2 separate regions of the Homo sapiens genome follow, and region 2 is linked to region 1. Evidence: chromatin contacts called from ENCODE Hi-C data. All regions are on one chromosome and are shown on one strand. Each heading gives the region's core, a stretch centred on a gene start or an enhancer-like site at or near the end of the contact. The rest is flanking DNA. Distances are from core to core; before and after follow the strand shown.

Region 1 (5,887 bases), core at 1,887-4,386:
TATTTCATAATTCTGTTAGTGATTACCTAAATGATGGCAATATGCAATCTTGATTTGCTACCATAAATTCATTATTTTACCACTGCCTGGATAATGGAAGAACATTATTGTTTTTAAACTCTTTGTCAGCACCTCACCCCCTGAATTCTCTCTATATTTTACATTTCAGAAGTCATTACTATTACTGTTTTGAATAGTCAATATATATCTAGTTTCACTTACATATTTACCATTTCCAGTGATACTCTTCATTATTTTTTGCACCATTGGGATTTCATCTGGCATCATTTTTTTTTCATCTGGCATCATTTTTTTAACCCGAAGAACCCTCTTTAATATTTCTTTTGACATGGGTCTGCTGGAAACAATTTACATGAGTTTTGTTTATCTGAAAACATCTTTATTTTGCCTTCATTTCTTAAGGATATTTCCACTGTGTAAAATTCTGGATTTGTCATTATTTAAAGCATATGAAAGATGTTGTTTCATGATTTTCTTGCTTCCATTGTTTCTTTTGAGAAGTCAGCTTATATTATTGTTAAAGTTTGATTTTTTTCTCCAGCTGCTTTTAAGCTTTTCCTTCTATCTTTTGTTTTCAGCATTTTTACAAAAATTTTCCTAAATTGTGAATTTCTTTGTATACGTCCTGGTTGACATTAACAGTGCTCTTGGATCAGTGTTTTGTCAGGAAATTTTTAGCAGAGTCTCTTCTTGCTTCTGTCTCATTTTTTCAAGGGTCTTGTTGGAGTCCAATTATTCCATTTACTATGTTAGACCTTTTCAGTTTTTTCAAATATCTGTCATGCTTTTTTTTTTCTTTTGAGATAGGGTCTCACTCTGTTGCCCAGGCTGGAGTGCAGTGGCTTGATTACAGCTCACTGCAGCCTCGGCCTCCTGGGCTCAAGCAATCCTGATCGTCCTGCCCTAGCTTCCTCAATAGCTAGGACTACAAGTGCATACCACCATACCTGACTAATTTTTAAATTTGTTGTAGAGATATGGTCTCACTTTGCTGCCCAGGCTGGTCTCAAACTCCTGGACTCAAGTGATCCTCCCACCTCAGCCTCCCAAAGTGCTGGGATTACAGATGCGAGCCACCATGCTAGGCCAGTCATGCTTTTTTGTTTGTTTTTAGTTCTTTTTCTGTGCATAACTTTTGTTATTCATTTATTTAGATTTTTTAGGAAAACCAGCAGCAGAACACTTAAGATCAATAATAATAAAGAACAGTTACCTCATTTCTATTTGATTTTTACAGAGACTTTTTGCCAAGAGTACTAAGACTAGTACCTTCTATGACACCCCAACTCTGACAAGAGGCAGTAACCACTAATATACATTCTCCTCTCCCTTATTTGGAGATGAATTCAGATACATTAAACTGCAAGTAATTTTACGCTTAAGCCTTGTACAACACTAAAATATACAGTAATAATAGTCATTATACAAATGTATGGTTGAGTTTATGATATGGTTAGGATCTGTGTCTGTGCCCAAATCTCATGTTAAATTATAATCCCCAATGTTGGAGGAGGGACCTGGTGGGAGGTGATTGGATCATGAGGGCAGAGTTCTCTTGAATGGTTTGACACCATTCCTGCCTTGGCACTGTATAGTGAGTGAGTTTATCATGAGATCTGGTTTTTTAAAAGTGTGTGGCAGATCACGAGGTCAGGAGTTCGAGACCAGCCTGACCAACCTGGTGAAACCCCGTCTCTACTAAAAATACAAAAATTAGCCGGGTGTGGTGGTGGGCGCCTGTAATCCCAGCTACTCGGGAGGCTGAGGCAGGAGAATCGCGTGAACCCGGGAGGCGGAGTTTGCAGTGAGCTGAGATCATGCCACTGCACTCTAGCCTGGGCGACAGTGCGAGACTGAAAAAAAAAAAAAAAGTGTGTGGCACCTCCCTGCCTCCCTGCACCCTCTCTCTTCCTCTTACTCCGGCCACGTGATAGCTGCACTCCCCCTTCCCCTTCTGCCACAACTGTCCATTTCCTGAGGCCTCCCCAGGAGTGGAGCAGATGCCAGCATCATGCTTCGTGTACAGCCTGTGGAACCATGAGCCAATTAAACCCCTTTTCTTTATAAATTACCCAGTCTCAGGTATATCTTTATAGCAATATGAGAGTGGACTACTACAGCTTACCTTTGAGTGTTTTACACATTTATGGGTATGCTTTTTGTTTGTAACCATAATTAGGAAGGCGAGAGCATTACTGGTCTTTATTGGACTGGGGCTACGAATGCTATGTAGTCTGCAATGGAAGGGACAGGTCCATACAAGGGATCAATAGTTATACTTCATGCAGGATTTCCAACAGTTCTGCTAGAGTATTCATGTAGGTGACATGCCTGCTAATAATGATCTAACCTTATACTCTTAGTACCTTTTACATATGAACCCTAAAATACATTTTTTAAATCCTTTAGATAAGAGATTGAATTCTTCATGGATAGTACACAGAGGGTATATTATGTTTTGTTTGTTTGGAACTTTACAGAGAATTCGCCACAATTTTGGAAAACCACATCAACTACCTTACTTTGCTGGCGGTATGTTTGTTGCTTATACAACTAATGCTTTGTCAGCAATGAAGCACATCATCTGAATATGCAGTTGAGGGGATTCTACATAGATAGATGCAAGCATCTGATCACTTCATTGGTCTTCCGCATTTCATAAGGAGAAAAATATTACCTTGTTATAAATTACTTCATTTTTTCCTTCAAGTTGAAGCATCGTCGTGTATATTGATTTAAAAATTATATGTGTAGGCATGTGATATTAGTTACTAATTTTAGCTGAAGATAATTATAATTTTATTTCAGATTTCTGTTATTAAAAAGGTCTGGAATCGGATAGGTTGAGATCAACCCGATACCACGATATTTGCTAAAATTTATTTGAACACACAGAAAAGTCCCAACACAGAGAACTCTTTATTACTATTATTTATTATTTCTACTATTCTTTTAAAAAATTATTATCGTTACACGCAGCGGTTTTAGGCACTATGAAGTGTTTATTGCCTCGGGGCTGGGAACCTTTGCGCCCTTCTTCAGCTGTGCTCTCAGGCAGTTACCGGCCAGACCCGGACCGGAACCTTGGCGCGGTGACGCTAGTTTCCGGCGGGCTACTTAGAGCGCCGAACAGCTCTGGGCCAAAGGACCATGAGAGGGCCGGAGCCGGGTCCCCAACCGACGATGGAGGGAGACGTGCTGGACACACTGGAGGCGCTGGGGTGAGTGCTTTTGGAGACGCCTTTTCCCTGAAAACGCAACCTCTCCTTGGCCTGGCTGCTTAGCCTACTTCCCTTGGGCCTCTGTGGGCCTGGGCGGCCATGTGTAGGCCTCCTTCCCTGCCTCGATCCCTCCGGCGCCGACGGAGTTAAGCGGGAGGCGGGAGAGAAATCTATTTGGGGGGTGGAGCAGGGCCGGAGAGCTGGGGTTCGTGGCCCCCTCTTCGAAACTTCTTGCCTCGAAACTCTGTTGCAGGAATCCGCCGGGTGGCGCGGAGCGGCCCTTCTAGCACCGGTTTTCTGGGCTAGCTCGCGCCCGCAGGTGATATTTGTGTTGACGTAGTTCTGGCGCCCGGAGGGAGGTGCTGGAACCTGAGCTGCTGTTGAGGACTGTTGTCTCCTACAATGTACAACTTGTGGCTTACTTGGGGCTCTGGAGCGAATGGCTTTTACTTTGACCGGAGAAAGTGTTGTAGTTCATTGCGAGTTCGTTCTTTCAACCATTTCGTCCGTTCGTCAACGTGTATATTAGCTTGTATATTAATTTACACATATTTACGTTTGTAAATTTCCCCTAGGCAAGGGAAAAGGATAGTTTTTCAGATTACTCTTGGCTTACATAGTCGCGCAGGCTGCAAGTCTGCTGCCGGCTGGTATTTACAGTGCAGAATGGTAAGTGCTGTGAGAACTCAGGGTGGAGGTGGGAGTAATGTTAATACTTAACAAGTGTGGTGGTTCGTAATCTCCCCCTCAACCTCATCCTGTTTTTTTCCACACAGCTCTTGTCCCCATCCCAAATTATCATGTCCTGCCCATTCATTTGTCTCTTGAACTCTGCTTCTCCCTCGTTTTATTCCTCCTCCTCCCCAAGTCAGCTCCTGGAAAACTGATGCTTTGCATATTTTATTCACCGATGTTTTCCCAGCAACACACTAGAACGGAGTCTTTTACAGTAAATAGTGGTTGAATGAATGAGTAAATGAATGAAGAAAAGCTTAGAGAAGAGTCCACAGCAGTAAGCATAGGACCAGATAGTTGAGTCATACAGTGCACATTAAATAAAGAGCTTGGAGCCATCTGCACATTTGTTTGCCCTGCTACGTGCTGCTGTTTCTTGATAGGGGAAGCTGTGCCTTTGCAGCGTTATTATGAAGCTTGAACCAATCCCACACCCCACTTTATCTTCTCTAAAACTGCATTTGCCCCTCTATCAATTGTTTCTTTAGTTGAACCCTGATAATACCTACTTTGCAGTGACCCAGGGTTACGGAGTCTTGCACTTAGTAGATCGTGAATACATATTTGTCAAACGAAAGAACAGTGCCATTGATTATTTAGGGGGCATTTTTACTTCTGTGAAGTCCCTTGGAAGTTCTCACTTAACTTGGTTAAGAAGGAACCAAAACAAGAACTGAAAATACTTAGTAGAATTATTTAGGCTCCAAACAGTTTGAGCTCCCAAGTACTTCAGGTAAGAATATTGGGAACTCATAAATGGTTTATGAAAAAGGAAAAGGCAGTGCTTTTCTTCTTTCTTCATTTCTTGAACTTATTGTTCATATTATAAGTGTTTTAGAAAATTCATTGCTATAATCTTGATTTTTATCAAGGAAAATTAGTCAGATTATTCAACATGGAAAGTAAAACAGTTTACACACTCCAAAATTAGTTTTTCCTGGAATAACTATGAGGGCAACATTTTGAAGTTTGAATTCTCCTATGATAATACGATGTGAAAAAAGTAGTTATTTACAATATGTGTTGTAATGGAACACTGTGTTTTCAAATATCCATGTAGATAGTGAATAATGCATTTTCTGTTGTAAGGTATTGAGGATATCAGCAAAGGTACTTCAGTTTGTCATGTAAAATAAATTAATGGGAGGCATTTGAAGGGAAAAATCTATGTGAAAGGACAATTTAGTGATACAGGTGAAAACAGGATAGGCTAGGAGTCAGTCAGTTTTCTCATCTGTGAAAAGAGAGGGCTGGAGCAGATGATTTTAGAAGTCTCTTTCAGTTCTGATAGTCTCTGATTTTGTGGAATAGTAGATCTCAACACTGGAAGTACATCAGAGTCGTGTGGAACTTGTGAAAAACTGTTCCAGTCTAGTATATACCATAGACTGACCGAATCATAATCTTCAGAGGTACAGTACAGACCTGCATATTTTTAAAAAGATTCACAGACTCAGTTGAGAAACACTACTATGGAGAGAAGTTTCCTTTAAATATTTATTGAACACACTGTATATTGGACCTCGTTCTGAGGAGTCAGTGGTGAGCAAAATAGACTTGGTTCCTACCCTTGTGGAGTTTATAATCTAGTGGAGAAACAGACATGATCACAAAAACAATTATAAACTATAATAAATGTGTCAAAGGAAAAGAACAGGGTGATGTAACAGGAGGATCTAAGAAGTCTTAGGGGTTAGTGATAGATTCCTGAGGAAGTGACATTTGAGTTGAAATAAGAAGGGTGAATAGAAATTAAGTAGTTAAGGTTGGATGGATGAAAAAGGGGGACAAAGATATCCTTACAGTGAGAAGAAAATGTGAAGACTTTGAAATGTGAAGGAGCTTGCTGTATTAGAAGAACTGGAAGGAGGCTAATGTGGTTGGAAGGCAGAGTGTGAGGGGCAGAGTGG
Region 2 (5,887 bases), core at 1-2,500, 7.2 Mb after region 1:
TACAGTCTGCGTTTGTATTGTATTGTTCATGATGATTTTGCCATAGATACAGTCAGTCTCTTTGATTAAAGATAGAAAGTATCAGTTGAAAACATTTAAAAAAATAATATTCAAGGCTGGGCATGGTGGCTCACGCCTGTAATCCCAGCACTTTGGGAGGCCCAGGAGGGCAGATCGCTTGAGGCCAGGAGTTTGAGACCAGCTTGGCCAACATGGTGAAACCTCATCTCTACTGAAACATACAAAAATTAGCCGGGCATGGTGGCACACACCTGTAGTCCCAGCTACTCAGGAGGCTGAGACACCAGAATTGGTTGAACCCATGAGGCAGATGTTGCAGTGAGCCGAGATTGCTCTACTCACTGCGCTCCAGCCTGGGCAACACAGTGAGACTCTGTTTCAAAAAACAACAACAACAACTATATATATATATATATATATATATATTCAAAATTCATAAAACCAAATAAGTGTAAAAGAAACTCAAACTTTCAAGGGTTTATTTTTGTTTGTTTTTTTGAAAGCTTCTAGCACTTGCACTTCTCAGGTTATGAGACTTTTGGGACACCCTGTATTTATTGTAAAAAGGGTTACTGAATCTGATATGGTGGAGAACCACTCACTGAGACTTTACATCAACCTGGAAAGAGCCGCCAACTGAAAATGTCCAGTCATGAATATGGGATGGGACACTGTGGAGGCCAGTGGCTGGAAGCCAGCTTACCCCTGCCTGCGCGTTTTGAAGGAAGGGCTCCAGCGCACACCAAAGCTGAACCTCGGTCACCTTCTCTGTGAAATGAGCGCGGGAATACCTGTGTTTCTGGGCAGCTGTGTGAACCCGGTGAGAAGCCCAGGGCACATAGGAGGACCCAGTGGGAACAGCCAGAGCCTCTCTGCACAGCGCCCCGCCTCCGCTTTTGCCTGCCCTGATTACAAAACGCTGTTGGCACCCAGGGGCGGAAGCGTCAGGTGGCCTCGGTGTCCTCCGCCTGTGCGCCCCAGCCTGCGGGGCCGCCCTTCAGGGCGCGCAAGGGGCGAGTCTGTCCAGCCGGCAGCACCCCAGGCCGGATGGACGCTTGTTCCTGGTTCTGTGCCCCGTGAGCGCTCAACGCCCTGGTGTGTTCACTGACCATGGTGCCTGGGCTGCGGCGCCGGGCGGGGCACGGCGGGACTTTTCGGGACCTTTCCTGGGGGGAGCCTCGCTTTCCCCGCCTCCAGCCTCCGCCCGGATGGCAGGCGGGCGGGGCCCCAGTCCAGGCCTTGAGACCCAGAAGGGAGCGAAGGTTTTTGCTGCGCCAACGCAGTGACCGAAGGCTCCGCTCACGCCCGGGTAAGAGGCATCCGCGGCCGATCTTTGGCCCTGGGCCAGCGGAGGGAGACTGGGCGGGGACAGCGACCACCACTGAGGCTGTTTGTTAGCTTAACTCGGTTTCCGCAGCTGGGACTCCGCAGACCCGGTGCGCCGCGCCCCAAACTTTGCTTCCTCAACTCCGGACACCTGCAGCTCTTGCTGCCCTTGTCTGGAACCCGGGTCTTGGGACTCTTGCTTCCTTCTCAGAGTGTCAGAGCCTCAGGGCCGCGGAGAGGCCAACCCGCGAGGGGTGCTTAAAAACCGAAGTATCCGTGGTCTTGGTGTGTGGACGTTTCTGGCGCCTTCCACCTGTTGACTGTCACTCGGCACCGTCCTGGAGCGGGAGTGGGTGCTCGGCGTCCGGGGGCCAGGGATTGACACAGTCATCCACCGACACTGCGCGTGGGACAGAGGGGGCGCTCGAGGGGTCGGCTGCAGCTGAAACCTGAAGGGGAGAGGATTTAGGGCACCTGCTGAACAGGAATTGGTGGAAAGGGAGAAGGGGTCTTCTGGTGGAATCTGGGCTCATTTCCTTTCCTCTTCATCTGTCTCTTTTATTTATCAAAATTCCAACCTGGCTTTTTGCTCAAAGACGCTGAACAGAGCCCCTGGCTTTGCCTGCGCTGCCCATTGCTATAATGCAGGGCTCTGTTCCATTTTTGTGCTGTGCACCCCTTTGGCATTTCTGGGAAGGCTAAAGACTCTCAGAACAATACTTTTTTTTGAGACAGAGTCTTGCTCTGTCGCCCAAGCTGGAGTGCAGTGGCGCGATCTCGGCTCACTGCCACCTCCACCTCCCGGGTTCAAGCGATTCTCCTGCCTCAGCCTGCCGAGTAACTGGGATTACAGGCGCAGCACACCTGGCTAATTTTAGTATTTGTAGTAGAGGCGGGTTTCACCATGTTGCCCAGCTGGTCTCGAACTCCTGGCCTCAAATGATCCGCACACTTCGGCCTTCCAAAGTGCTGGGATTACACGAGTGAGCCACCGCGCTGGACCAGAACAATGCTTTTTTAAAGGTATAAAACAAAAGGAAGAGTATTATAAAGGAAACCAATTGCAAAACACATGTCAAAACATTAAAAGAATTTATGATATGGTAATATATATGTCTTTAAAAAACGAATGCGTTATTTAATAACAAGGTTATTAAATAACAAGATCTAGCAGTGGATTAAATAGTTACCATAATTTTGAAGTAGTAAAGAACATAAACAATTATTTCAAGATATAGGTAATACTTGTAATATAAGAAAATATCTGTAATTTCTTTCTTCTTTTTTTTTTTTTTTTGAGACGGAGTCTCACTCTGTCACCAGGCTGGAGTGCAGTGGCGCGATCTCGGTTCAATGCAACCTCCGCCTGCTGGGTTCAAGTGATTCTCCTGCCTCAGCCTCCCGAGTAGATGGGACTACAGGTGTGTGCCACCACACCCAGCTAATTTTTGTATTTTTAGTAGAGACAGGATTTCACCATATTGTCCAGGATGGTCTCGATCTCTTGACCTTGTGATACGCCCACCTTGGACTCCCAAAGTTCTGGGATTACAGGCATGAGCCACTGCGCACGGCCAATATCTGTGATTTCTATTGGTGACAAAGTCTTAGTATTGCCAATACTGCTGTGGTTTGTTGGCTACATACATAATTGAAGTAAATGTTAAATTTCAGTTAGATACTAGAGAAATAAAAGATGTAAATATTAAATATCCGTAAAAATAAAGATGTAAAATACTTTTCCATCTAAGTTTTTGGGTCCAGGTTAAGATCCTCTGATAGTAGAAAGGGCACTGACCCAATGACTTGGCTTCTGGGCTTGACACTTCCATTGACATTTCCAAGGCCCATTGTAACCTTGGCTTTTTTTTTTTTTTGAGACATGGTCTTGCTGTGTCGCCTAAGCTGGAGTACAGTGAGGTGATCTCTGCTCACTGCAACCTCCTCGCAGGTTCGAGTGATTCGCCTGCCTCAGCATCCCTAGTAGCTGGGATTACACCAGCCACCCACCACCACACCTGGCTAATTTTTGTATTTTTTGGTAGAGACAGGGTTTCACCATATTGGCTAGGCTGGTCTTGAACTGCTGACCTCAAGTGATCTGCCCTTGTCTGCTTCCCAAAGCAACCACCACACCCAGCTTAACTTTGGCTTTTGAATTTCTTTTCGCCTCAGCTTCTTCATTGTACAGTGGAGATAATAACACCTTCCCAAGTATTTAAGGCACCCAGCACTGCACTTAGTGTAGAGGGCTGAAGTAGATACCATTTATCAGAACTTATTTGTATCCCTCCCAAGCTTATGGCCTTATATCCCCAAGCCTGGGGAGGTACTCATTATTTATTGAATGAATAAGTGGGTCAGAAAGGGTTGCTTGTGACTAAGTCCAAAAAACAAAATTCATTAAGGAGACAGCTGGTGGTTTGGGAAATGACTTTGTTTAAATTTGGGGCTTTTTTTCTGGCTGGAAAAATATATAAACACATTTGGAACGGGGGTGTTTGAAATGTCAGTCAGGGCCCAGGGTCTGTGTGTGCGTGTCTGTGTGGCTGGTGTTCTGCCAGTGAAAATGAAACTGAATGTTGAAAGGAAACCGGATTCCTTTGCAGAACAGTTTCTCCTCCATGTTGCCTGTGTCTAGCTTTGTTAATCCGATGTGTTGTAACACAGGAAATGTCTTATAAAGAATGGAGACGGACCCATGACAAGGCATTTCTGGGCATAGATGTACTTTTTTCTTCTCCTTTCACGTTTCCCTGCTCCACTATCTACTATATAACTCCTCTTTGACTCTGAAGACTTGGTAAATAGGAGCAGTTTGGATAGCTTATGGAAAGCTGCCCAGACCTGGCTGGAAGCCAACTAGTTGCTTCTTAATCCCAGCCTTAAAAATCTTTGTAATCCCCAGATGTAGGTGGTAATAATAATAAAGAAAAGTAGATCTAGCCAACCATCCCTGTGATTTACATTGAGAAAGTGCTAAATTGGGACAGGAGGTAGAGAACTTTGTGGAAAAAAACAAAACAGAACAAAAAAACCCTCGGAAATTTAGAACACACTGGGACTATCTATGTCTGTAACTTTGGGAAGGGCAAATACTGGTGTTATGGACTCACCAAATTCATATATTGAAACCCTAGCCCCCAGGATCTTAGAATGTGACTGTATTAGGAGATAGTGCCTTAGTTAGAAGTGGTGGTGAGCACCTGTAGCCCCAGCTACTTGGGAGGCTGAGGTGGGAGAACTGCTTGAGCTCAGAAGTTCGAGGCTAGCCTGAGCAACATAGCAAGACCTTGTCTCAATAAAAGAATAATTAGCCAGGCACGGTGGCTCACGCCTGTAATCCCAGCACTTTGGGAGGCCGAGGTAAGCAGATCGCTTGAGGCTGGGAGTTTGAGGCCAGCCTGGCCAACATAGAGGAACCCCGTCTCTACTAAAAATTCAAAATATTAGCTGGGTGGGGTAGTGTGCACCTGTAATTCCAACTACTCAGGGGGCTGAGGCATGAGACTTGCTTGAACCGGAGAGGAGGAAGTTGCATTGAGCCAAGATTATCATGCCACTGCATTCTAGCCTGCGCAACAGAGCAAGACTCTGTCTCAAAAAAAGAAAGAAAGAAAAAAAAAAAAGGAAAATTAAGTTAGGTCATTAAGGTGGAGCCCTAATCCAATATGAATAGTATCCTTATAAGAAGATGACTCGTCAGGAGCACATGTGCACAGAGAAAAGGCCACGCAAAGGCACACTGAGAAGGTGGCCATCTGCAAACCAGGGAGAGAGATCCCAGGAGAAACCAGTCTCATCAGCACTGAGGTCTTGGACTTTCAATCTCCAGAACTTTGAGAAAATAAATTTCTGTTCTCTAGACTTCATCTAGTCTATAGTGTTTTGTTATGGCAGCCCTAGAAAATTAATACAACTGGTTCTACCAAATGGACAATAGGTTTAAAAAAAATGGCTACAACTAGGCACCATCTCTTTTAAGTCATGATCCCGACATGTCCATCACTTGCTCTTAGGATCTCTTACCCAACCTATGCAGAAGAGTCTCCCATGTACTTTCCTTCTACAGACACCCTGTGTGGTCCCTAGGATCTTGCCTGAAGTTGTTAAAGCCATATTCAGCTTCATGATTTTGACTGTTAGGAAAAGAAAAACTTGGCCTCTTCAGCAAGTGACCTAGGTTAGCTGTTGTGCCATGTACATAGTAAGTACTTTGTAAATGTATGGTGGGTGATGGGTGATGATGTTATGATCATCCTTAAATACCATGGGGTGACTCCCTTCTGATCATAATGAATCTCCATGTTTTGGCCCTAGCCCAGCCCTCAGGGAACTTTCATGCCACCTAGCTGGGAACCAGCAGCTCTGGCCCTAGCTACATGAATGGAGAGAAAATGGCTATGTCTGTATCCTGGTACCAATTCCTGACTTCTGGGAGGGAGGGCTGCTTCTGGAAGTGGGGATTGTGGTGATTTCACTCTATGATAACTTTCTTATATCTTTGGCTATTTGTTCTAAGGTAGCCCATGATGTCTCC

What was found. Hi-C counts contacts between places; a loop is a spot of excess contacts on that map. Pooled maps may share reads with other maps.
Region 2: a loop to region 1 is called in a pooled map, with 4 times the contacts of the local background. The contact joins the promoter of SQOR here to the promoter of FAM98B in region 1. A Hi-C loop is called at or near these places in 2 of 50 pooled maps.

What each region holds. Positions count from the first base shown.
Region 1 is chr15:38,450,991-38,456,877 of GRCh38, forward strand. FAM98B (family with sequence similarity 98 member B) reads left to right here and starts at 3,137. Exons shown (of 8, transcript NM_173611.4): 1 at 3,137-3,242. The coding sequence starts at 3,172. RefSeq lists enhancers at 3,285-3,394, 3,455-3,554.
Region 2 is chr15:45,633,779-45,639,665 of GRCh38, forward strand. SQOR (sulfide quinone oxidoreductase) reads left to right here and starts at 1,251. Exons shown (of 10, transcript NM_021199.4): 1 at 1,251-1,330. RefSeq lists enhancers at 395-1,390, 1,853-1,942, 1,973-2,022, 3,852-3,931, 3,962-4,021 and a silencer at 1,203-1,372.